Linked DNA regions of Homo sapiens: all the other regions are linked to region 3. Evidence: chromatin loops called from intact Hi-C (ENCODE). Cell type or tissue: gastrocnemius medialis. All regions are shown on one strand. Links, peaks and the distances in the headings refer to the core of each region. The heading gives the core; the rest is flanking DNA.

Evidence for each region. Hi-C counts contacts between places; a loop is a spot of excess contacts. Peaks named below come from ENCODE experiments on the same cell type or tissue, not always from the same donor. Only the 100,000 strongest peaks of a DNase experiment are listed, where the experiment ranks them.
Region 1: a loop joins it to region 3, with 5 times the contacts of the local background. A loop is called at or near these places in 1 of 110 quality-filtered maps.
Region 2: it touches region 3 in a loop (1.8-fold over the local background); 1 of 110 quality-filtered maps calls a loop at or near these places.

Annotation. Positions count from the first base shown.
Region 1 is chr11:36,183,165-36,191,242 of GRCh38, forward strand. All of the region lies in intron 4 of LDLRAD3 (low density lipoprotein receptor class A domain containing 3), which reads left to right. Among named protein-coding and RNA genes, the nearest start is that of COMMD9, 100 kb to the right of the region's middle. In gastrocnemius medialis, for the core only: no CTCF peak of the experiment used is centred there; DNase peaks (open chromatin) are centred at 3,417 and 4,563; H3K4me3 peaks cover 263 bases; H3K27ac peaks cover 2,688 bases.
Region 2 is chr11:35,890,082-35,898,159 of GRCh38, forward strand. LOC124902661 (a long non-coding RNA gene) reads left to right here and starts at 995. Exons shown (of 2, transcript XR_007062655.1): 1 at 995-1,028; 2 at 1,795-2,885. In gastrocnemius medialis, for the core only: no CTCF peak of the experiment used is centred there; a DNase peak (open chromatin) is centred at 4,230.
Region 3 is chr11:36,069,369-36,077,446 of GRCh38, forward strand. The region is part of intron 2 of LDLRAD3 (low density lipoprotein receptor class A domain containing 3); the gene reads left to right. All of the region lies in intron 1 of LOC101928510 (a long non-coding RNA gene), which reads right to left. Among named protein-coding and RNA genes, the nearest start is that of MIR3973, 63 kb to the left of the region's middle. In gastrocnemius medialis, for the core only: no CTCF peak of the experiment used is centred there; DNase peaks (open chromatin) are centred at 4,253 and 5,776; H3K27ac peaks cover 2,163 bases.

The sequences.
Region 1 (8,078 bases), core at 1,473-6,472, 110 kb after region 3:
AGTGATCCAGCCCTAGACACACGGTGTTAGTTAACTTTTGGGAGACACTTCACAAGCTGGTGTGAATGAAAGAAAAGCAGCATGTACTTTTACAAACCTTAATTTAAGCAAAGGTAATAAATTTCAACCTACTCAAAGCAGAACTAGGGTGTGATTACTTGCTTTGTAAAAGATTTTTTGCTTTGGAAAGTTAGAAATACTGGTTTTCAAAATATGTTTTGATTTTCCTATCTAAACCTCTATTGGATTAAAGTAAAACATGTTGACCATATTACGTGGAGAAATATTGCACACTCTGTCCAGCTATGCTGGATGAAAAGGTTGCAGTCAGTGAAGGGTGAAAAACTTAGTCTAGTTTGGACAAGAAGAAAAAATTAACTTCTGAACTTTACCACCTAGATGTCACTACTCTAATACTTCTCAAAGTATAGATGGACACCACACCTGCTAATATTGCATGTTCCTGGGACTCAACCTAGTCTGAAGAATCAAAAGAGTGGTATTAGAGCCCCAGAATCCATGTTTTAATAAGCTCCAAAGGTGATTCTGCACCATAATTTGAATTTCCTTTAGATCACCTCAATCCATATCTGTTAACCTCTCGTCCATATTTTCTCTTTTTGTGTCTCTTTCTGCTGCGTTCTGAATAATTCTTCTTGAGCTATCATTCAGTTCATTTATTCTTTTTTCATCTGTGTCTAATCTACGGTTAAGTGGGTCCATTGAGTTTTTAATTTTAGCTACAGTATTTTTCACTTCTAGATGTTCTATTTGGTTCTTTTTCCAAATATATTTCATCTTTTTTTTTTTTTTTTTCCCGAGATGGAGTTTCGCTCTTGTTGCCCAGCCTGGAATGCAGTGGCACATCTCGGCTCACCGCAACCTCCACCTTCCGGGTTCAAGTGATTCTCCTGCCTCAGCCTCCCGAGTAGCTGGGATTACAGGCATGCGCTACCACACCCAGCTAATTTTGTATTTTTAATAGAGACAGGGTTTCTCCATGTTGGTCAGTCTGGTCTCAAACTCCCGAGCTCAGGTGATCCACCCACCTTGGCCTCCCAAAGTGCTGGGATTGCAAATGTGAGCCACTGTGTCCAGTCTTCCATCATTTTTTAATAGTTTACTCTTCCCTGCAGATGGACATATTCAAGCTTTGCTTTTATTTCTTAATAATTTACTAATATGTTCATGAAATTTAGTAATATGTTTATGATTAGGTCTGATAATTTTAATATCTGAAGTCTTTACATGTCTATTTCTGATATCTGCTGTTTTTACTGGTCTACTCATGGTATCCTGGATCCTCCAGTACTTAGTATTTTTGACTGTATATTACTCATTGTCTTTGAAAAATTATTTTTGGAAATTCATTGAAGACTGTGATAAAAGATGCCTTTCTCCAGAGAGATTTAGGTTGGCTTCTGACAGGTTCCTAGGAGTACTACCAGTTCAGGACCATTTCAAACCAAGTTTTTGAGGTTCCCTGGACCATCTGAGTAATGCAAGGCCAAGGTATACAATCCATGAGAAGGCCATCCATGGTGAATAAATCCTTCCACATCTCCCTTGTTGAATTTGTTGCAAAGACAGCCTTCTCCACAGTCCTCTGATCTGGAGAAGGTTTATTTCTGGCTCATCCTCACCTTAAAAATTAGCACTTTGGAGTCCAAGCATAACAGAGGGTCTCCTTTAGACTCTCCACTTTGGCCCTGGATCTTGACTTAATGTTCCTCTCAATTTTTGGCAAAACTGAAACTCAAGTTGGTCTAGCTCACCATTGCCCTTGGAAGAAAATTTGCCTCAATTTTCCAGATGCTTACCTTTTCCTTTTTTTTACTTTTTTGATGATATTAAGAATCTTAAAAAATATATTTTACTCTAGAATTAGGTTTTTTCCCCAGTAGGGGAGATGGTTTGCATATATAGCTCGCCATATTACTAGAACTGGAAGTCTCTGCGCTAGAATTATAGAACCATTCCTCTGTTTATTCCAGCCCATGATGTTGGAGAGACAAAACTGAAGCTGTCCTCTGGCCTGTAGTTGGGTAGAATATTTTACTGACCTTTGCCCAGATCTTTCACCTTTGTTCTCCCTAGAGTGTTTCCAGGTATCTCAAATGAGATGGACCAAGTCTTAAAGCACCAGTAACTTTAATGCAATAAAAAGATCAAATAGTACTTTTAGAAGGAGACAAAGGGGATTCCATAAAAGGTAAAAATCTTTAGATGCTGAGAATTTAGGGTATAGGAACCACAGCTGTTCAGATGAACTTGGGCTAGTCTTCCCTGTCACGATCACCATGTGCCTCTAGACAATAAATGCAGTTTGAGGAATGCAGTGGCACAAGATGGCTTGTGTTCACCACTGAGACTGATAAATGAGAGCTGGAAAGAGTGCTCCAGTGTCTGTCATTGAAAAGTGGGGAGATAGCCTGTACCTGGGCTCCCTCACTGTCGAGTTCATTATTCCCTCACATGGATTAATTGGCCTCTCGAGGTGAGATTGCCACTGGTTCTGAAGGATGCCTCTCTTTACCACATTATTGCTCTCCCTTCACTCTGCTTCTGAAAGTCACCCTTGAAAACACACATTCTTCTCTACTGGTGAAGTCTGATTTATCAGCCAACTCCTCAGAGAAGAAATAACAAGATAAAAACCTCTGGCTATAAAGCACTGTTATGCATTATGCTCTGTTGGCTTTATGTCTAGACAGAGCTAAGAGACGCCTTTGTGACCCTAGCAATACCTAGAGATGACTGTATATTTACCTCTTTTTAGAAGAAAGATGGACTTGACATTTTTATATATTAGAGGCCACAGAGGCAAAGAAAGCTCTAGCCAGGGAGACAGGAGGTGACACTTTAAAACCCTGGTCTGCCTGTCCTTCCCTGAATGAGAGAAAGTGTAGTATAGCCTTGCAGATAAAAACAGACCCTGGAGTCACCAACTGCCTGGGTTCCCATTCCTCACACTATCACTTTTTAATTCTATGACCTCGAGCAAGTTACTCACATCTCTGTGCCTGAGTTCCCCATCTATGAAGTGGAAATAATGGTGGTACCTATCTCATGGTGGTGTTATACAGATCAATCATGTAAGGTACTTAGAGTATAATGCTTGACATGTAATAAGCACTCAGTAAATATGAGATATCATGGTTATTATGCTAGCCCAGAGAAACTACGGTATATGCAGTTGCCGGCAATGTCTATAAAATAGTCTTCTCTTGCAGTGAGTCACAGGAGCTAACAGCTCCCATTTTGAAAGGGGAAATTGACAATGGTAGCTGGCTTATTTGAGAGAGTTGGTCCACATCCAAAAATCTTTTCAGGCCAGTACATTCTTGCCAGACTGATTGCATGTGTGGTCTAGGGTTACCATGTTCATTGCCAAGAGACATGTGAGTTACTGAGCTAGGAGAAACCCAAATTAGGAGTACAAGGAATCAGGAGATCTCTGGGAAATGCAGTCAGAAGACTAGATAGCACTACCAGGCAGGTCCAGATTCAGAATTAGTGAGACGGATGGGGTATGAATCCCATACTCACCACCTATTCCTGTGACTGATCGTGGCTGAGTGAGCTCATCTCCTACAGATTCATGCACTTGCATATGGCTATGAGATTTTGTTTAAAATGAGCCCCCCTGTGGGTTACGTGGGCATATGCATTTTTCAGAAGTCATAGCCTGTATACTCAAGATGTGTGCATTTTGCTGTATGGAAATTACACAGTTTTTAAAAAATGAGTTATTCCTCCCCTTAAGTTGATAGTGGAGCTTGCATAAATGTGCAGGTGGTTGCCATGGCCCACAGGGGATCCATTTGTGATTACCAGCTGGGAGGAGATACACCTGCTTGCACGTCTCTAGCAGATGTGTGTGACCTGCCCCCAACTCCTGCTAATTCTGGCCCCTTTCTTAGCCTCTTCTCCTATATCCATCTTTCCTTGGCTTCCTATTACCTTTACTTCTTTTCTCAGATCCTAGGGTTTTTTTTACTCTTTTAATTTACATTTAGTCTTTCCTTTTTTATGATCAGAAGTAACCTATGCATATTATGAGAAAGAGCAAACTGCTTAGAACTATATAAAGTAAAAAGCAAAAGTTGTTTTCAGTTCCCCAGAAGTGACCAGCATGATTTGGTGAAAATGCAACCAGACTTTTCTATATATGCATGTCGTGTATCTATGTGCCTATATAATACAAATATATAGATGTGTAGATAGAAAAATACCTACACATATATAGGGTTATGTTGTTTTATTATAGGAACGGAATCCTACAAAACATCTTTCATGGCACTACATAGAGCACTGCCACCCCATTCTTTTTCAGTGGCTATCATATATCCACTGTTTGGATATATTAACCACTCTTTTTTCCGTATTTCTAACTTTAGTCAAGGTGGACATACAGCTCAGCTGAGAAGCAGACACATTGTGAAATGGACTCCCCCAAAAGAGTTTCATCTGACTTATCCCTTCTCCGCAATAAAATCTTGGATTCTGGGTGTGTTTGTTTTAGATGCTGTGGTACCGGCTGGTTTTAGCAACAAGGACAGTGTTGGTAGGGTGAGAAACACTATCCCAAGTCATATGTCTGTGTGACTACAGGACATTTCTTTTGAATGCCACAAGGATGATTTATATGATTACTGGAGACAAGCCTCTGTCTCCTGAAGACAGGCCAAGATAACGTTAGATTGAATTTCAAGAGATGAAAGTGAGGTTTTTAAGTAATAGCAAAGCCTTGTGTTTCTGTAGTACTTTGTGCTTTTTGAAGTGCTTTCACAGTCATTATCCTGTTTGATCCTACTAAGAACCCTGAAAGTACATAGGTTGGTGGTTTTTATCCTGAGACTACAAATGATACCAAGGATAACGATGAGTAGGAATCAGAGCTAGAATTAACCCCTATTTTCTTACTATTGACCCAGCATGCTTTCTATGTTGAAAAGTGCACCACATCGAGAAGAGATTGGTCACCGCAGCACAGGGCACGCAGAATTCCATTAGTATCACTTACCTGGGAAGTCCAGGTGCCTTCAATAGTTGAGGGGAGTAAATGATATGACTACCTACCTTCAAAACTTGTAGTTTAAAGTGGTAACTTGAATACTCACATTTACCTCTGTTTCCTTCCTCTAAAAGAATGGTTTTTTAAAGGGTAAATCCACAGGGACAAAGAAAAGGAGAGGAAAACCAGCAAAAAAAAAAAAAAAAAAAAAAAAAAAATTGTGGAAGCTGGAGAACAAATGGGTGAGCTATGACTGGATTAGTGAACTCAGAAAATGGAATTCTAAGCTGGCACTCAGGAGAACCAAGAGGCAACCAGATATACTTCCAGAAGGCCTGGGAATTGGCAACTTGAGATAACTCTGGAAACAGAAGAGATGGGCTAAAAATGGGAAGATTAGTTGAAATTTCGTTAGGAAGCTATGACACTTTCATATTCCTTCCCTATGCTACACAGCCTAGCGACTGCCCCTCTCACACCCAGGCAGAAGACTGGAGCTTACTCTCTGCTGAGGGTAGAACAGGTCTCTGGAATACCAGATATGAAGCACAGCTGAGAATGGGGGTCCGTTTCTGAAAACAGGGATTTAGCATAAGTCAACATAATGAACATTGAAACTACTAGCCCTTTTCCTCAAGTCAGGTCCCAGAACACAGCCAGCCAGGCTCATATTCCTTCTAAGCAGGAGTTTATAAAAGTCTTCTTTGGGAAAACTCACCAGTTTAAGAGATTGGATGTCAATGAAGTGGCGCAACTGAATCATCTAATGGTGAAGCCCACAACCAAGAGCTTTTTTTTTTTTTCCATTTTTTAAAATAAAAGCTTTATTAAGACATTCACATAGCATGCTTTCACTCATTGAAATTGTACAATTTGGGTTTTTCATAGAATTTGCAACCATCATCACATTAAACATATTTATAGAATTTGCAACCATCACTGCATTGTCTACTTGCAGAATTTGCAAGCATCATCACTATAAACTTCAGAACATTTTTATCACCTCAAAAAGAAAACCCCTAGGCTGGATGCAGTGGCTCACACCTGTAATCCCAACACTTTGGGAGGCTGAGGTGAGTGAATCACTTGAGGTGAGGAGTTCAAGACCAGCCTGGCCAACATGGTGAAACCCCGTCTCTACTAAAAATACAAAAATTAGCTGGGCGTGGTGGCACACATGTGATCCCAGCTACATGAGAGGCTGAGGCAGGAGAATTGCTTGAACCCGAGAGGCGGAGGTTGCAGTGAGCCGAGATTGTGCCACTGCACTCCAGCTTGGGTGACAGAGCGAGACTCCATCTCAAAAAATGAAGAAGAAAAAAAAAACCCTTGTCCTTTAGCTATCACCCCCTGCACCCCCATCTACACCCTAGGCCTACGTAACCACGAATTTACTTTTTTTTTATTATTATTATACTTTAAGTTCTAGGGTACATGTGCACAACATGCAGGTTTGTTACATATGTATACATGTGCCATGTTGGTGTGCTGCACCCATTAACTCGTCATTTACATTAGGTATATCTCCTAATGCTTTCCCTCCCCCCTTCCCCCACCCCACAACAGGCCCCACTGTGTGATGTTCCATTTCCTGTGTCCAAATGTTCTCATTGTTCAGTTCCCACCTATGAGTGAGAACATGTGGTGTTTGGTTTTTTGTTCTTGCGATAGTTTGCTGAGAATGATGACTTCCAGCTTCATCCATGTCCCTACAAAGGACATGAACTCATCCTTTTTTATGGCTGCATAGTATTCCATGGTGTATATGTGCCACATAGCTTTTTAGTGTCCCACACTTAAAAATGAGTGTCAGCCAAGGATCACCAGACATTTGACACTTGACAGAAACCTTGAATATGAAAGACAGAACACTCACACATCTAGGGGGAGGGGGGAGGGGAGGAGGAGGAGAAAGAGGAGAAAAGCATTTTGGAGGGAAACAGGCTATATCAAGAGAAGGAAACTTAAAACAGAAAAACCTAAAAGATGACTGAAGATACAGAATCCTTGAAATAAAAATAAGATGCCTCCCCTCTTTTAAAGGACTAAACAGGAAAGGACTCATAGAAATTTAACTTGAAAAAGTTGGGATTGTTTAAGGTCAGGAAATCAAGACTAGTGTGGGCAACATAGTGAGACCCCATCTTCACAAACAATTTAAAAAATATATTAGTTGGGTGTGGCGGCACATGCCTGTAGTCCTAGCTACTCAGTTGGCTGAGGTGGGAGGATTGCTTGATCCCAGGAGTTAAAGTCTGCCGTGAGTTATGATTGCACCACTGCATTCCAGCCTGGGCAACAGAGTGAGACCTTGTCTCTAAAAAAACATAATAATGGAAAAAGTTAGGTCATAAATTTGAAGGTATATCCCAGAAGGTAGAAAAACACAAGGAAATTGAAAATAAGAAAAACTGAAGACCGGGTTAGGAGATATATATCCAAATCGTAGGAATTCTAGAGAGAAGAGAGAAAAAAAATGAGAAATTGAAGAAAATGCTCCCTGAACCAAAGAACAGTGGTTTTCAGACAGAAAAGAGCCCACCTAATGCTCAGATTGGTGAATGACAGTAAACCACACCAAACACATCATTATGAAATTTCAGAACATTGGGCAAAAAGAAGATCCTACAAGTTTCTAGAGAGGGCATTACAAAAATAAATACATAAATGAAAGTAAGTGTTTTTACAAAGGTTCAAGAATCAAAATGGTGTCAGTCTTCTCAATAACATTGGACATGAGAAGACAGTTCTGAAACAAATCGTTTCAACTCAAGTTCTGTACTATAAAGACATTTTCAGAAATGATTAAAAAGTTAGTCTCATACAGTCCTTTCAAGAAGCTGCTAATAAATACGGTCTACCAAAACCAAGGGAGTAAACCAAGAAAAAGAAAGACACAGGATATGGGAAATTGGGGATCCAACCTTAGAGAGTGAAAAGGAGCCTCTGGAATGACACTGAAGGGCCATCACAGGGTGGCGGCTGTGTATCAGGCCTGGGAGCCCTTTGTCCAGACAGTGGTGGATCCGAAGGTGTGGGGAGAGATTTCTATAGGAAGAAC
Region 2 (8,078 bases), core at 1,473-6,472, 180 kb before region 3:
AGGTTCGAGGAGCAACTCTGCTTTTGAAAGGCAGCCAGGGAGCATGGAAGAGCCAGGGCTTACTTTCTGAATGCTGTGAGGGCCTCTGGGTGGGGGCCTAGTGAGACCTGACCTCATGGCCTGAGGCATCTGATGCACCATGCACCTGCCCCCATGGTAGGACACTTGCCCCTCACCACGAGATGGGTCTGGGAGGCTGTGCACCCTACAGAAAGATTGTCCAGAAATACCTTCTGCAGTGTTACCTTCTGGATTCTAGCTCTTGGGGCATATATAACCCCCATTCTCAAACCTTAGAGGAGAACCTGGGGTGGCCCTTCACATCCTTGCTAGAACTTCAAAGACTTTGGTACCTGGCCTTGTCATTCCCCTACTTCAGTCGCCCCCAATCTTTTTGGCACCAGGGACCGGTTTCATGGAAGCCAGTTTTTCCACGAATGGTGGGGGGATGGTTTTGGGATGAAACTGTTCCACCACAAATCATCAGACATTAGATTCTCATAGAGAGCACACAACCTAGATCCCTCAAATGCGCAGTTTGCAATAGGGTTGACGCTCCTATAAGAATCTGTCAGATCAGCCACAGCATTAGTAGGTGGAGCTCAGGCAATAATGCTCACTCCCCTGCCACTCACCTCCTGCTGTACCAGTACCGGTCCATGGCCCTGGGGTTGGGGACCCCTGCCTTACTTCATTACCTTCAATAGTTCCCCATTGTTTTTATGATGAAATTTCTATTCCTCAGATTTTCTCACAAGTTTTTGTTTGTTTTTTGTTTTGAAACAGGGTCTCACTATGTCACCCGGCTGGAATACAATGGCACAAATACAGCTCATGGCAGCCTTGACTCCTGAGCTCAAGCAATCTTCCCGTCTCACAATGCCTGGCTAATTTTTTATTTTATTTTTTTAGAGATGGTGTCTGGCTATGGTGCCCAGGCTGGTCTTGAAATCCTGGGCTCAAGTATTCCTTCTGCCTCAGCCTCCCAGTGTGCTGGGATTACAGGGATGAGCCACTGTGCCCTGCTGGTAAGTTCTTAATAACCTGATCCTGCTGTATCTTTCCCTTATCTTTCACTCCTCCCTCTGCAATCCTCCCTCCACTCTCCTAACCCCACCCTCCGCCAACCCCTGCTTCTCTCCTCCAGCATATGGAAGTCTTTGCAGCCCCTTGGATGCACTGGACTCTCTTTCAGTTTGGAATGCTGTACCTGGAGGGTGGGAACAACATGCCCTTGCTCCACCCTGCTAACTCCAATTCTCACCTCAAATCTCAACACAGGAGTGCTTCCTCCAGGAAAGCCTCCTTCAAGGCTGAGTTGGGCATCCCTCCTGCTTGCTGCCATAGTTCACTGTGCTTACCTCATCACAGTTATTCATTCACAAGTATTTACTGAGTGTTCCCATATAGCAGCCACTGGGCTAGGTCCTAGGAATACAGTGGGAAGAAACACTAATAAATAAGTAAAACAAACAAATACCTGATAAAATCCTATTCGTGATAATTTCTGGGAAAGAAAAGGATATACATGGAAAATAGGGGGTGAGGTAAAGACCACCTTATCCTATTTTATTCTTATGTTCTCTTTATTACTCTTTCCACTAGACAGCAGGTACCCCAAGAACAGAGATTTGTGTTACTCTTCGCTTTACTTCTAATGCCCAAGTAGGATGCAGCATAATGAAGGCATTCAATAAGAGCTTGTGGTATGAGCCATAACGATTTTCTCTTCCTTCCATTTCCGGGCCTGTTTTCAACATTGTTGGAAACTGGAAATTTCAAATCTCTTTCCAGGAAGGGTCAACTGGACAGAGAAAAAAGGACATTGAACGAAGACACTCTGAATTCAAAGGACAGAGAACAAAGACCCTGGCTTATTTGGAAATCAACCTCCTTCCCTAATCTGCCATGTATTTGATATCTATCGTTATTGGTATTTTAAATATAAGGACGTTTTAAATATGACCTCAAATTCTTTGACAATGCTTCCTCTTGAATGTGGGCTGGTCCTAATGACTAGCTTCCAATGAGTAGAAATTGCAGAAATGATGTGTTAATTTTGAGGCTACATCATAAAAGACAAAGATAATGCAGCTTCCATCTCCGTCCCTCTTCCATCTTGCTCTGTAGGAAGCCAGCTTCCATTTTGTAAGGACATTCCAATAGCCTAAGAAGCAATGCCCATGGTTAGGAACCGAAATCTCCTGCCAAATGACAAATGAGTGACCATCTCAGGAACAGCTCCCTTACCCCACCAAGCCTTCAGAGAGGACTGCAGCTCCAGCCAAAACCTTAGTTGCAACCACATGAGAGAGCCTGAGTCAGCCATTCAACTGAAGTGTTCCCAGACTCCTGACCCACAGAAATCCACAGATAATAAAAGTTTGGTTTCAACCACTATGTTTTGGGGTAATCTATTATGTAGCAGTAGATAATTAATATAATTTGTCTGCACACTGGAACTTATGTCGTAAAAGAAGGGAGTTAGCTGGGCCTTCTCTGCAAGAAAAGCCTCTCTCCATTCCAGACAAAAAAGGGGAACTTGTCTGAAAAATCAGAAGGGTAGTGGGATGGACTATTAGTGTCCCCCTAAAACTCATAAGTTAAAATCGAATTTGCAATGTGATGGTATTTGGAGGTGGGTCCTTTGGAAGGTAATTAGGTCATAAGGGTGGAACCCTCATGAATGGGATGAGTGACCTTGTAAAGGGAACCCCAGAGAACTTTCTTGCCCTCCCTCTTTCTGCCATGTGGAGATACAAGGAGAAGTGGACACTCTGCAACCAGGAAGAAGACCCTCACTAGAACTGACCATACTGGAGCCCAGAGCTTGGACTTGCAGCCTCTGGAACCACAAGAAATAAATTTTTGTTGTTTATAAACCACCCAGTTTACAGCTGATATAGTTTGCATGTTTGTCCCTTCCAAATCTCATGCTGAAATGTGACCTCCAATGTGGAAGGTGGGTCCAGTGGGAGGTATTTGAGTCATGGGCGTGGATCCCTCATGAATATCTTGATGCCCTCCCCACAATAATAAGTTCACATGCGATCTTTCTGGTTGTTTAAAAAAAAAAAAAAAACAAGAGAGAGATGGGGACCTCCTCTCTCTCTCTCGCCATGTGATACGCCTGCTCCCCCTTTGCCTTTCATCATGATTGTAAGCTTTCTGAGGCCTTACCAGGAGCCAAGCAGATGTGGGTGCCATGCTTGTATAGCCTGCAGAATCGTGAGCCAAATAAGCCTCTTTCCTTTATAAATTACCCAGTCTCAGGTATTCCTCTATAGGAATGCAAAATGGACTAACACAATGGCACTTTGTTATAGCAGCCTGAATCAAGACAGGTAGTTGCTTTTCCAGCTGTAAAGAGACTGGGCCTATCTTGGATTCTCAGGTTTCCAGCCTTCTCCATAACATCCCCTATGACCCCAAAGGAGTTGTGAATGTAAGTAGGCATATAATTAAAAATTCATGCATCTTGAAAACTTTCAATGTGTTGGCACTGTTCTAAAGAGCTTTGCATATATTAACTCGTTTAAGCCTCACAACTACCCCGTGAGATACTATGATTGTCCCTGCTTTACAAATGAAGAAACTGAGGCACTGAGGAGAAGTAACTTGCCAAAGCAAGCTTTTAATATTGGAGAAAAGACCCTAACAAAAAAGAAGGCTTACTATGTGACAATCATTTTAACAAACACTTTCATAGCATTTTTCTTAATCCACAACACAAACCTGCAAGAAATAGGTCAAAGGCCTATTTTAACGATAAAAAATGAGGCCCTTGAAGGGTAAGTGACTTGCCCATTGTCATACGGGACGTGGCAGGTGTGGGTTCAAAGTCTAGGTCTGTTGCTTTCAAAGCCTTCTTTCCTCAACACCCAGCTGCCTCCCTGCTCCCCTACCCTCTCTCTGCTCTCAGCTTCAGATGTGTGCTTGGCAGATCCAGAAAAATCCCTCGGGTGCTGGCCAGCTGCCTAAATGAGGAATGAGGTGACAGCCCTGAATTTACACATGCCCAGGCACCTCCAGGCAGCTGTTACCTGCACCCAAGTCTATGCTGATGTGCTTTACCACAAGCCTTGGGTCAGAGATGAGTGAGAAAAGTGGGCAGAAAAGGAGCAGGATAAATGGGCTGCAGTAAGCCCAGCTGTTTTGGCTTCAAGGCAAGAGTTCAGTAAATCCAGAAACACCTGTGCCTGTGACATTCCTGCGGTCGAAGCTGCCTCAGGGCTTGGCTCTGCTTCCCGGGATGAGGCAAGAGTTCAGAGGAGATGGACAGAAAAAACTCTCCTGACTGTCAGGAGAAGGGAAGAGCCCCATCTATGAAGTCAGACGGGCTAGCCTAGGAGAAATTCATACTGTGTATCCATCCACATACCTGTGTTATCTGTGAGTAGAAAACCTGCTTCCCTGCACATAACACGCACTCACTTGTCCATGTTAACTCCCTCGCCTCTCCACTCTCCTGTCCTCATCTCCAGAGTTTGAGGTACCCCTTGACTTAACATGGAAGTCAGCAGGCCATCCTCATGAGCTAGAAATTGTTAGCTCTCCTTGCATTTCTCTAAGGCAATGGTCTGAGACCTCTTTTGGGTACTTGGGATGATTGCATTTTGCTGTAATACAGGGGAAAGAAGAGAGCTGTGGGAGTCAAATTTTGGGGGCTTAAAGATCACCTGGAGTGTGTGTTAGAAACACAGACTCCAGTTTCATTCCAGTAATTCTTATTCATTGGGTGCCCCTATGAATGGGCTTTTTTTTTTTTTTTTTTTTTTTTTGACAGAGTCTTGCTCTGTCACCCAGGCTGGAGTGCAGTGGCACAATCTCAGCTCACTGCAAGCTCTGCCTCCCAGGTTGACGCTGTTCTCCTGCCTCAGCCTCCCGAGTAGCTGGGACTACAGGTGCCCACCACCACGCCCAGTTAATTTTTTCTTGTATTTTTAGTAGAGACGGGGTTTCACCGTGTTAGCCAGGATGGTCTCGATCTGACCTCATGATCTGCTCGCCTCGGACTCCCAAAGTTCTGGGATTACAGGCGTGAACCACCATGCCTCGCTGAATGGGTATTTCCAAGCCACCATCTGGCCACACTTAGAGAAGCTCTGGATTAAGAAGAGTTTCAGGCATTCAAGAAAAGCATCCCATATTCATCCTCTTTGACAAATTATTAGATCCTGGTTACCTTTAACCAGTTTAACGTAAAATTTCAGATTATGTCTTCATAAGAATTTATAACAAATTTTTAAATTTCAGATTCCATTGAAAAGCTGATGAACATCTAAAAAGAGAGAAGGTAGGGCTTATCTCCAAAATCAAAATGGTAGTTGCTTTTTTATCCTTGGGAGACTAGACTTGTCTTTAGGGTTCTTCAGTCCCTTCCAGAAGCCAGTTTTGTTTTTCCGTGTTTGTGTCTGTGGTAGACAGAATTTTGGCCCCCATTAAGCTGTGAAGTGTGTGGTAAGTTGTTATATAGCACTAGAAAACTAACAAAATCTAAATGTTTTCATTTAAAAAAATATTTTGGGGCTGGGTGCGGTGGCTCATGCCTGTAATCCCAACACTTTGGAAGGGCAAGGTGGGCGGATCATGTGAGGCCAGGAATTCAAGACCAGCCTGGCCAACATGGCGAAACTCCATCTCTACTAAAGATACAAAAAAATTAGCCAGACATGGTGGCACGTGCCTGTAGTCCTAGCTACTCTCGAGGCTGAGGCAGGATAATTTCTTGAACCTGGGAGGCAGAGGTTGCAGTGAGCTGAGATTGTGCCACTGCATGCCAGCCTGGGCAACAGGGTGAGACTCTATCTCAAAATATAAAATAAAATAAACATTTTGGTCTAGAATTTTGTTTTCTGTTTTGGTTCAGTTTGGTTTTTGGTATTCTTAGACTTGAATTCATTGCTGGATGATTCTCTATGTAGAAGTTCCCTGCCTCTCTTTGAAGACCACATCAGATGCCACTTCCTACAGGAAGCTTTCCCCAAGTAAGTCATTTGTTGTCATTAGCCTAATGGTCTTTGCTGGAAAAGTCCCCATTTGTTGGTGAGTGAGAAATGGGGGATGTGATACCATTTGGATATGTGTCCCCACCCAAATCTCATGTTGAGTTGTACTCCCTAGTGTTGGAGGTTGGGCTTAGGGGAAGGTGATTGGTCATGGGAGTGGATTTCTCATGAATGGTTTGGCACCATCCCTTGATGCTGTGCTTGTGATAGTTAGGGGGTTCTTGCAAGATCTGGTTGTTTAAAAGTATGTGGCACCTCCCCGCCTCTTGCTTCTGCTTTCGCCATATGACATACCTGCACCCCCTTCACCTTCTGTCATGATTGGAAGCTTCCTGAGGCCTCCCCAGAAGCAGATGCCACTATGCTTCCTGTACAGCCTGCAGAATCATGAGCCAATTAAACCTCTTTTCTTTATAAATTACCCAGTCTCGGGTATTTCTTTATAGCAATGCAAGAATTGGCCTAATACAGGGTGATAAAGGATTGAATGTATATATGAGGAGGGGGGGATGTTTGGGAGCCAGACAGAAAGATAAGTTCATTCATTCATTCGAGAAATATTGATCAAGCATCTATTATGTTTCTTCTAGGTGCTAAAGATACTCTGGTGAATATGACAGACAAAGTTTCCCTCTGTCTACATTGTAGAGGAGGCAAGCAGATAATACAGAAGTCAACAAATAAATAAAGAAAATTCTCCAGACAGCAATAAGTCCTACAGGGGGCAAACTTCCAGTAATACGTGAGAAACAGAAAAAGGAAGCCCCTTTAGAAACAGTTACTATTAAAGCCTTCGCTAAGAATGTGATTGTTGAGCTGAAACTTGGATGATGAGAAGGAAAATGTGCCCAAGAAGGGAAAGAGCAATTGCAAAAGCCCAGAGACTGGAGGGAACTTGATATGTTTTCTGAACAGGGTAAAAAAGGACTATTTGACAAAGAAGCAGTAAATGAGTGAGAAAGTACAGCCGAGGTCCGATTAGCAGACAGAGGCCAAATCAACTAACGTCTTGTAGATCACAATGAGGATGTGGGTTTTATTATATGTGTACTGGACAGCTAGTGGATGTGGAATATTATTGCAGCTTCTTCCAGACCAGACTCTTGCAGGAGTCAGATCTTGGGAAAGGGGTTGTGTGAGGTTGGAGCTGTAGGAGGATGCAGCTGCAGTCAGAACCATGGCAGGCTGGCAGGGATGATGGGAAGGAGAGAATAAGTATTCCAACTGCTCTAATCTTGCAGTCTCTTGCCAGTCCCTCCCGCTAGCTACAAAACAGAAAGGGAGAGGACAAAGCCACCTTGGTGATGCAGTTATCCAAGTGGTCAGCCTCACAGAAACAGGAGAGAATGTGTTGGAGAGGGCAAAGGAGATCATTACACACAGACTTGCTGTTTTAAGTACCTACAATGTCTTCTCAGCTAGCAGACTACTAGTTTATCTTCATAACTACCTACCAAAACCCACCCGGGCGGAGGGAGATAAGTGGAGTTAATGTATTCTAAGGTTCTTCCATTGTCCAGGAAGTAGTAAAAGTACTAATTAATACTAAACTATTATAAATCAGGAATGCATGGTATAAATTCTAAGGTGATCACTTAAAAAGGAGATAAAAGAATATATACCTAAAAGGCCAATAGAAGGGGGATATGGAATGATAAAAAAAAAACTTGACCAATTCAAAAGAAGACAACAAAGGAGAGGAAAAGGAATATAGAACAAAGAAAAGATAAATCATACAATAGATTTAAACCCAACTAAGTTATTATTTCAGTATTTCCATGAATGTACATTGACTGTGCTACAATTAAAATGTAAAAATTGTCTAATTGGATTTTTAAAAAATCCTCAACTATTTGCTACTTATAAGAAACATATCTTAAATATAAGGGCATAGAAAGCCTGGCTATAAATAATTGGCAAAAATATGCCATATAAGCATTAGGAAAAATAAGGATAATATATAGTCACGTATCAGAAAAAGTAAACTTTTTTTTTTTTTTGAGATGAGGTCTCACTATGTTGCACAGGCTAAAGTGCAGTGGCAAGATTGTGACTTACTACAACCTGGAC
Region 3 (8,078 bases), core at 2,102-7,101:
ACAGTTTGACCTTTTACCAAATGAGCTAGAGGACTGAATATATTAATAGCAGCAACATCAGATCGACCGCTTTTTGCAGTTTTTAGCTAGCAATGGCCACATGTCGGTTTTCACTTTGGGGAGCTGTGCATGTTGATTCAAATTATGTGAATTTTATACTTTGATTCTTTTCTAACATATACTTTTGATTAGCCCTTGTCATTCTCACATCTTTACAGTGAGCTGAATTGTAACTGGTTCATAGCACATTTTTTTATGAGAAATAGGGCTTTTTTTTTTTTAATTAATGAAAAGATGCCAGGTACTTTTGCGTATATGAGAAGCTTGTTCATACTGACCTCCTTTCAGTTGCTCCTTTACCACATTGTTCTGCCTCCAGGCCTTTACACAGGCGGCTTGGAACATCTTTGATTCCACAATTCCACAAACACTAAAATTTCAAATGTGGCCTAGGTGTCTTCTATGTATTCTCATTCTTTGCAGGTGCGACACAGAGTTTGTGAATTAATATTAGTGGAATGAAAAACGGAATGAGTAAGGCCTCATGCTGTAAATATTACATTGCTTTTCCGCCTAGACCGTGGCCGACCTCAGCTGAAACCGACCTTCCCCTGAGAAGCCTGTTCTGATGCCAGCCTCGTTCCTAGTTTGAGATTAAGCATCCTATAGCTCCCCAATCAGGGCACTATTTGCATTACATGCAGAGGCTCCTTTACCTGTCTCTGTCTTCCACTATCACAGAGAGAGCCTGTCAGCTTCGCTTTTGAATCCCCACACAACTGACTCAGCACCAGACAGGTAATAGAATGCTTAGGAATATTTTGATATTGGCCAAACAGGGGCAGATTCTTTATTGCCTCTTTAATCCTATTTTCTGTTGGGCACAGGTAAATGTAAATCCTTACAAAGTAGACAGAACTGAGTAAGTTTCAAAGCTCTAAAAAGGGCCTTTTTGCTTGAACAAAAACCGTTTGTATATGAGCCCACAGCTTTTGTGTGTGAAGCAGAATTTGTATCTTGCACACAAATGGGGAAGAAGAGAGCAGTGTTGAAATGGGGAAAGATCATAAAGAGGCCAGTTGTTTCCTTGTGGATATTTATCTCATGGTAACTCCTCTATCTGGGGTGTATTAGACTTGGCTTGAAGGAGTCATGGCCAGAGTAGGTCCCTCATTGGCTGTGTAGCCATGATTCTTGGAGCGGCAATAACATCAGGAAGAAAGGAATCATGAGGCCATTTGCTCTGTGGGTATAAGAAGGTGGTAGAATCGGTCAGAGCAGGATGTTCACATTTTAGTGCCCATTGAGATCCTTAGTGTGCTTAGTAAAAATGCAGATTCCCCTAGGGGAGAGACTCAGGAATCTGCATATTCACAAGCGTCCCTGGGGATCCTGCTGCAGGTGGATCACTGACTTGTTCTCTGCAACACTGCCCCAGAGGATGGGGAATTCTGGAGAAATACTGGCAAGTAGGACAGTCCTAAGAGCGAGAGCCTGCCCTTGCCCTTTGTCAAGGTCCTTAGTCAAAGGAGACCATGTAGCCCAGGAAAGTCAACTCAAGGAGCATCTCACAGAAGGAGGATGCTGCATTTTGCCATGATTCCTGCAACCCAGAGAAACCAATTCCAGCAAAGATCGATGCCCTGTACCCGGTGCAAATTTAGAATGATAAAAAGAAGAGTCATGGTTTCCTTGACCAGACAGGAGTGTCCCCTACTTTGCAGAATAATGAAATACACAGATGTTAAAATGAAAAGAGACAGAGATGGATGGAGAATAATAGAGCGCAGCAGCAGTTAAGGAGCAACTTAACAAAAATGCAGAGGAACCATGGGATGATCTCAGCCTTTGTGCTTCTAGGAGCGTCATTGCCAACTTGAGAGAATCAGCCCATCGCAGACAATCCTAGGCTGGAGGCTTTTCTCATAGCTGTCTGTGGCCAGAAGACAATACCAGTTCCTCAGGGAGGAGGCAGTCAACAGTCAAAAGGATACCAAAATGTAAAGCATGCATGTCCTTTGACCTAGCAGTTATACTTTCACGAGATAATATACAAGTGGGAAAAATAATATATGTATCTGGCTGTGCATTGTTTATTGAAAACACCCCAAATGTCCATCAGTAACGGGATTTATGGATACATAGACACAGTAAAGTTACCCTTAGCCATTAAAAATGATGATGTGTACCAGTAGTTATTGACAAGAAAAGATGTCACAACATATTATGTAGCAAAAACAGGTTTCAGGATAGCATATATTTTAAGGGTGCATTTAAGTAAAATTGCATGCTCGGATTTCTGCCTATTAATTCAGTCAGTAATTATTGAGTAGTCTGTGTGCCTGGCACTTCTCTGGGCATTGGAGATACACAGTGAACAAGACAGTGGCCCTTTGCTATTGGAAGTGTGGTACCTGGAGCCAGCAGCATCGCCTGGGAGCTTGTTAGGAATGCAGGATCCCAGGCTCCACCCCAGACCCACTGCATTTTAACAAGGTCCTGGGGCAATCCATTTGCACACACTAGTTTTTGAGACCATGCTGTAAGAGCATGTTTACCAAAATGTCCACAGAATACTTCCCCACGTGGTGGCAATTTGTTATAAATTTTACATCTGTCTTTGTATGTTCCTCCATGGTTTGACTTTTTCACAGTGAGCTATGTCTTGTGTTTATAAAAGCAAGGGTGGTGATATTGTGGAACAGCTCCTCATTCGTTGGGCTCTCTCAGCCACATACTGGCAGGATCCTGGGGCAGGAGTGGGAGGTGAGCAGGGGTTGAAGGTGAGTAGCTGTTGCTCATTTGGCCAACCACAGAGGTCTAGAAGAGAGATCCTGGAGACCCACAGCTACAGCAGGAGCTGTTTCCATAGCCTGAGAGATGCAGCAGGTCTGATTAGCTGACTTCATGGCTGTTCTGGTGGAACAGAGAGGCTTCCACATTGCAGCCTCTGTCCAGCTCTTTTGTATGATTGCTGCCTGGGAAGAGTCTGGGGAGGTGGCCAGAGACAGCAAGCCCATGCTGAAGTTTCCATCATCCTCCAGGACCTTGAGCAGCCCTGAGCCCTTCCCAGACAGATTGGGAGCTACAGGCATGATGTCTGGGGAAGAGCCTTCTATACAAGGCCTGGACAGTTCTGCTCCTGTGGGAGAAGGGCTTTTTCTTGGGAGTCTCTCCTGTACCTGTCCCAGATGAGGGGTTTGATCAGGTATGGCTCTAGGGTACCCTGCCTAAAGTGTAGTGTAGTTAAAAGAAGCTGGACTCTAGAGCAGAAGAACTGGACTATAGACCAGTCTGACCCTAAATAGCTATGTGACTTTGGGCAAGTCCAGTTGCCTCTTTGGGCCTCAGTTTTGTCATCTGTGGAACGTGAGAATTAGTTACTGAGTGCACCTATGTGGACTGCCTGTGTGCCCCAGCTGTTACACGAGTCTTTGTCCTTAGGATATCACAACCTGGAGACACTGGAATGCCTCCTGGCCCCCTCTAGTTCTCACGTGGACCCCAAATATGGGTCCCAGGACTGTCTCTGATTTATGACCTGGTTGTCACTGGCTTCTGGTGAAATGGGAAAAATAAGGACATCTAGTGAACATGTAGCTATAAAGTTTCTACCCTTTCAGGGTGGAGAGTTCTTTACTCTGAGACTTTGCCTTCCTGTATTTCGGATGCTAAGGCAGCTGTTTATTTAGGGTATTAGTAAGTAGAGCTCATTGCTGGTGTTTTTGTAAGTCTTTGTGTAAAATAAAAAGTTGGCAATTGTATTAGTCTTTCCTCCACTCTCATCTACTTTTTTTATTTTTTATTTTGCTGATCTGTGAATTCCAGGACTGTGGGAAGTAGGCTCTAAAAAGTGGGGACATGACTTAGATCAGGAAATAAACCCAACTCACAGGAGACCCTTGGTCCCCATCTTCCTGCTAATGAAAGCTGCCGCTTTGAAAAGTTTGTGGACCAGATCCTTGAGAAGTGGTGAATTCAAGTATTCAATGGAGTAGAGTCACCCTGTCTGCCTTTGTCAGGGCTGCTTTAAAGACAGGCAGGGTCAGTCTTTCACCTTCTGTCGGGCGCTGCTGAGTTCTACGAGGAAATCTCCCCTTTGTGGAAATAGGGGGTGAGAGAGGGACAGTCGGGGCCTTGCCCAGGACCCCCCTTCCCCACAGCCCTGTAGCAAGTCATGCAGGCAGGGAGCAGCTGACAGCTGTTGTCTGGGATAGGCTTCTCTCTGCCCCTGCCAGGCACTCGGCTGGTTGCCTGTGATCTGCTTTGCAGGCATGTGATGATGCAAATGTAAATCATAACAGGACAGGCTTCCCTGACATAAACAGCAACTGAGCATGCTGACCAGGCAGGAAGTCTCATTAGTAATTCCTGAAAAGGGTGCAAGGGCAGGGCCAAAGAGCTGGTTAATTGAATGATGGCTAATTCGTTTATAATTATTCATATTTTCACTCTTTTCTCTTTCTCCCATAAAACCTAGTCCTCTGGAGCTGGGCTGGTCCTTAGAGAAATCTAAGGAGGCGGCAGAGCAGCTGTGCCATGGGAAAGATTTGAACCTTGACTTTGTTTATTAGCAGTGTCAAGTTACTTCACTTCTGGACCTCAGTTTTCTTATCTGTAAAATGTTTTTTTTGTGTGTGTGAGAACTTAAAGAAAAAGATATCTGTGAAACAGAGCGCAATGCTTAGCTCATATTAAGCATTCAGAAAATGCTAGCCATGTTCTCCGGCCTCACTCTTTCCTTTTATAGGTTCATTTGGACATTATGCAAATATTTATGAGGCACATGGTGTAGGCACTGTATGGTGCAGCTCCTTTAAAAATGGTAAATGAAAGTATGCAAATGAGCGTACGTTCTTGGAGGCTGGAAGGCAGAGGCGTTAGCCAAACAGCTTAATACAAAACTGGGGAGACCAAGTAGTGATGTGTCCTGTGAAGGGAAAGAAAAGAAGGCTGAGGGTTAGAGCGACTAAGGGTGGGAGTGTAGGTTCTACTGCAGATAGTGCAATGATTCAAGAGACTGAGTAAGATGGAGGAGTGAGCCATGCTGAGCCCTGGGAAAAAGACATTCCAGGCAGTGGGAACAGAGAGTGCAAAGGCCCTGAGGTGGGAATATGCTGGCTGGGCTTGAGAAGGAACAAGGAAGCCTGTGTAGTTAAGATTTCCAAGATGGGAAGATCTTCATGGCCTTCATGAGAAAGCCTGGAATTGGAGAGCAGCATGATGACTCTAGGTTTTATTCTAACGTAATGGGAAGGCAGTGACGTTCTTACTAGAGGAGTGATGTGCTGAGGCTTGAGGAAACACTCTCAGCGTAGATGGCAAAGCCTATAAGCATTCTTCCCTCATCCCTCAAAAGGTGATCAGAACCAGACTGGCTGATCAAGGACCGTGTGTCAGAAGCTTGAACCTGTCTGGAAGGACACGATGGCTGGAGAGCTGGCAGAGGGGCAAACCTGACCCTGGAAAATGGAACTCCTCTGCTTTTCTGTTACTGTAGACTTTCCCAGCAGAAGCTAAAATGCCCATCTGTGCAGAAAAAGCATTAACGCAGCAGGCCTGACTGCTGCCCTTTGAAAAGTCTGCTTGGAACATTGGCCCTTGGCTGGCAGCTGGGAACCTAAATTTCAGTAGGTTTCCCATTACCCAACTGTTAATGGTGGCTCACTGTGCCTAAACTGGCTGTGCAGACAGTGTAGTTGATGCTGTTTTTCTGCTGGAAGTCTGGAAATTTGGTGTACCGAGAATGCCTGTGTGACCAGCCTCTCATAAAAACCGTGAGCACTGAGCCTCTAATGAGCTGCCCTGGTGGATGACATTTCACACATGTTGTCAACAACTTGTTGCTGGAGGAATTAAGCACATCCTGTGTGTCTACCCTGGAAGAATCCTTGTGAAAGCTTGAGCCTGGTTTCCTGTGACTTCATTTCATATGCCTTTCACTGTAAGAAATCTTAGCTTTGATTATATGCCAAGTCCTGGGAGTTAGCCTAGTGAATCATTGAATCTGTGTGGGCTTGGGGACCCCTGACACAGCATCTTATATGAAGGGACTGTAGTGTTGGTGTATCTCATTACTGATGATGTTGACCATGGTCCCTTGGCTGAGGTGGTATCTACCAAGTTTCTCCACTGTCAAGTTACTATTTTTCTCTTTGTAATTAATAACATATTGCGGAAGATACTTTGACACTGTGCATATCCTATTTCTCCTCAAGTGTTTATTTTCTAATTTTAGCATCCATTGCCAGATCTTGCCTGTAACAGTTATTACAATAGTGTCTGCTTCGTGGTGACTTTCTGTTTCCTGCACCTCTTCTACATTTATTAATGAGAAGTCTTCAATAAGGAAGAACTTTCCTTTCTCCCCTTTTTACTTACTTATTCAACAATTTTTGGTATCAGTCTCAGGTACTAGATCCTTATTTTGTTGGCCTCAGATATTTATTTTATTCTCTGTGTCATAATCTGATACCGTTGTTGATTTTGTTGCTTGGATGGTTCTAGCTTTGGCTATTGGGAACTTCAGGTTAACTTCTGTGTCCTTTTGACATGCCCCCATGATATTTGGACACTTATTTACTTTATTTTGACACTTCTGGCAACAGAAGATACTCTGGGTTCATCTTGTTTGTATATTCTTCCTGGAATCAACTATTTCTCCAAGGAGGTTGGTTCTCTTTGCTGGATAATGGTATTTAGAAACCAAGATCTGGGTGCTAGGTGTGCTTATTGCTGTTGAGATGTACTGCTTCTAGTCTTCTCTCAGCAGACAGAGCTAGGAAATGTATGTATGTGCATTATCCCTTACATACACACAAGTCAATATTTATTTTTGTCTGTCTGTCCATCCGTCCATCCATCCATCCATCCATCCATCCATCCATCCATCCATCCTGTCTGTCTAATTTTTAAAGACCTTGAGTTCATACTGGTGACCTCCAATTCCTTCAAATTTCCATTGGAAATTTTGGTTCAGTTTCAATGAACCAAAGCCTCAGGATTCACTTTAGCCTTCTCACTGTCTTTTTTTTTTTGAGATGAGTCTCTCTCTGTCGCCCAGGCTGGAGTGCAGTGGCACAATCTCAGCTCACTGCAACCTCCACCTCCCGGGTTCAAGCAGTTCTCTGCCTCAGCCTCCTGAGTGGCTGGGACTACAGGTGCCCGCCACCACGCCCGGCTAATTTTTTTGTATATGTAGTAGAGACGAGGTTTCACCATCTTGGCCAGGCTGGTCTTGAACTCCTGACCTTGTGATCCACCCACCTCGGCCTCCCAAAGTGCTGGGATTACAGGCGTCAGCCAATACGCCTGGCCTAGCCTTCCCACTTTCTTTATTTGCAACTTCTTTCTCTGACAGAAATCTTACAATATATTTACATATTTGTTCACCCCTAGTGCACCCAGAAGACAGTTTCAGAATTGATGACCCATACCCTTGGGAGAAACAAATATAACTAGTGTACAGTATTGTAGATTTTTTTTTTCTTTAGCTTTATGGAATCTAGTCAACATACTGTTTTCCTGAGTTACTTAGGCTGGTTCTTTTCTTCCCCATCCCCTTCAGTGTGGTGGTGTTATTTACTAGTAATACAGTTATGTTTACTTGTTATTGTTTATATTTCATTTTGAGTTTTCCCCACATGTGATTGATTTTAAGTGTTTATTTTTGGGGTATATAAAATACTACCGTAGTTCTAAGATATACACTGCTCTGAGTATATTTACACAAGTATATGTTAAGTCAGATAGATATACTCGGAGAAATGTGTAACCTTCTCATCCTGTTATCTTGTCTGATATCAGTTCCCCATGTTTTTTCACTCCTTTCCCACTCACACCCTGTAGATAACCAATCTCTTTAGTTTCTGGTTTATCCTCCTGTATTTCTTTTGCACAGATAAGCCAATACATGTATGTTTTCTTATACCCCTTCTCTTCTTATATGGAGGGCAGCAAAGTACTGTTACGGGATCTTTGGGGTATCACTTTGCCAACTGGAAATTTCTGTGGCCAGTGACACCTTTGCCCAAGTTTTGCTCTGGCCTGCTGGGCTTCTCTGCCTACTTGACCTGGCA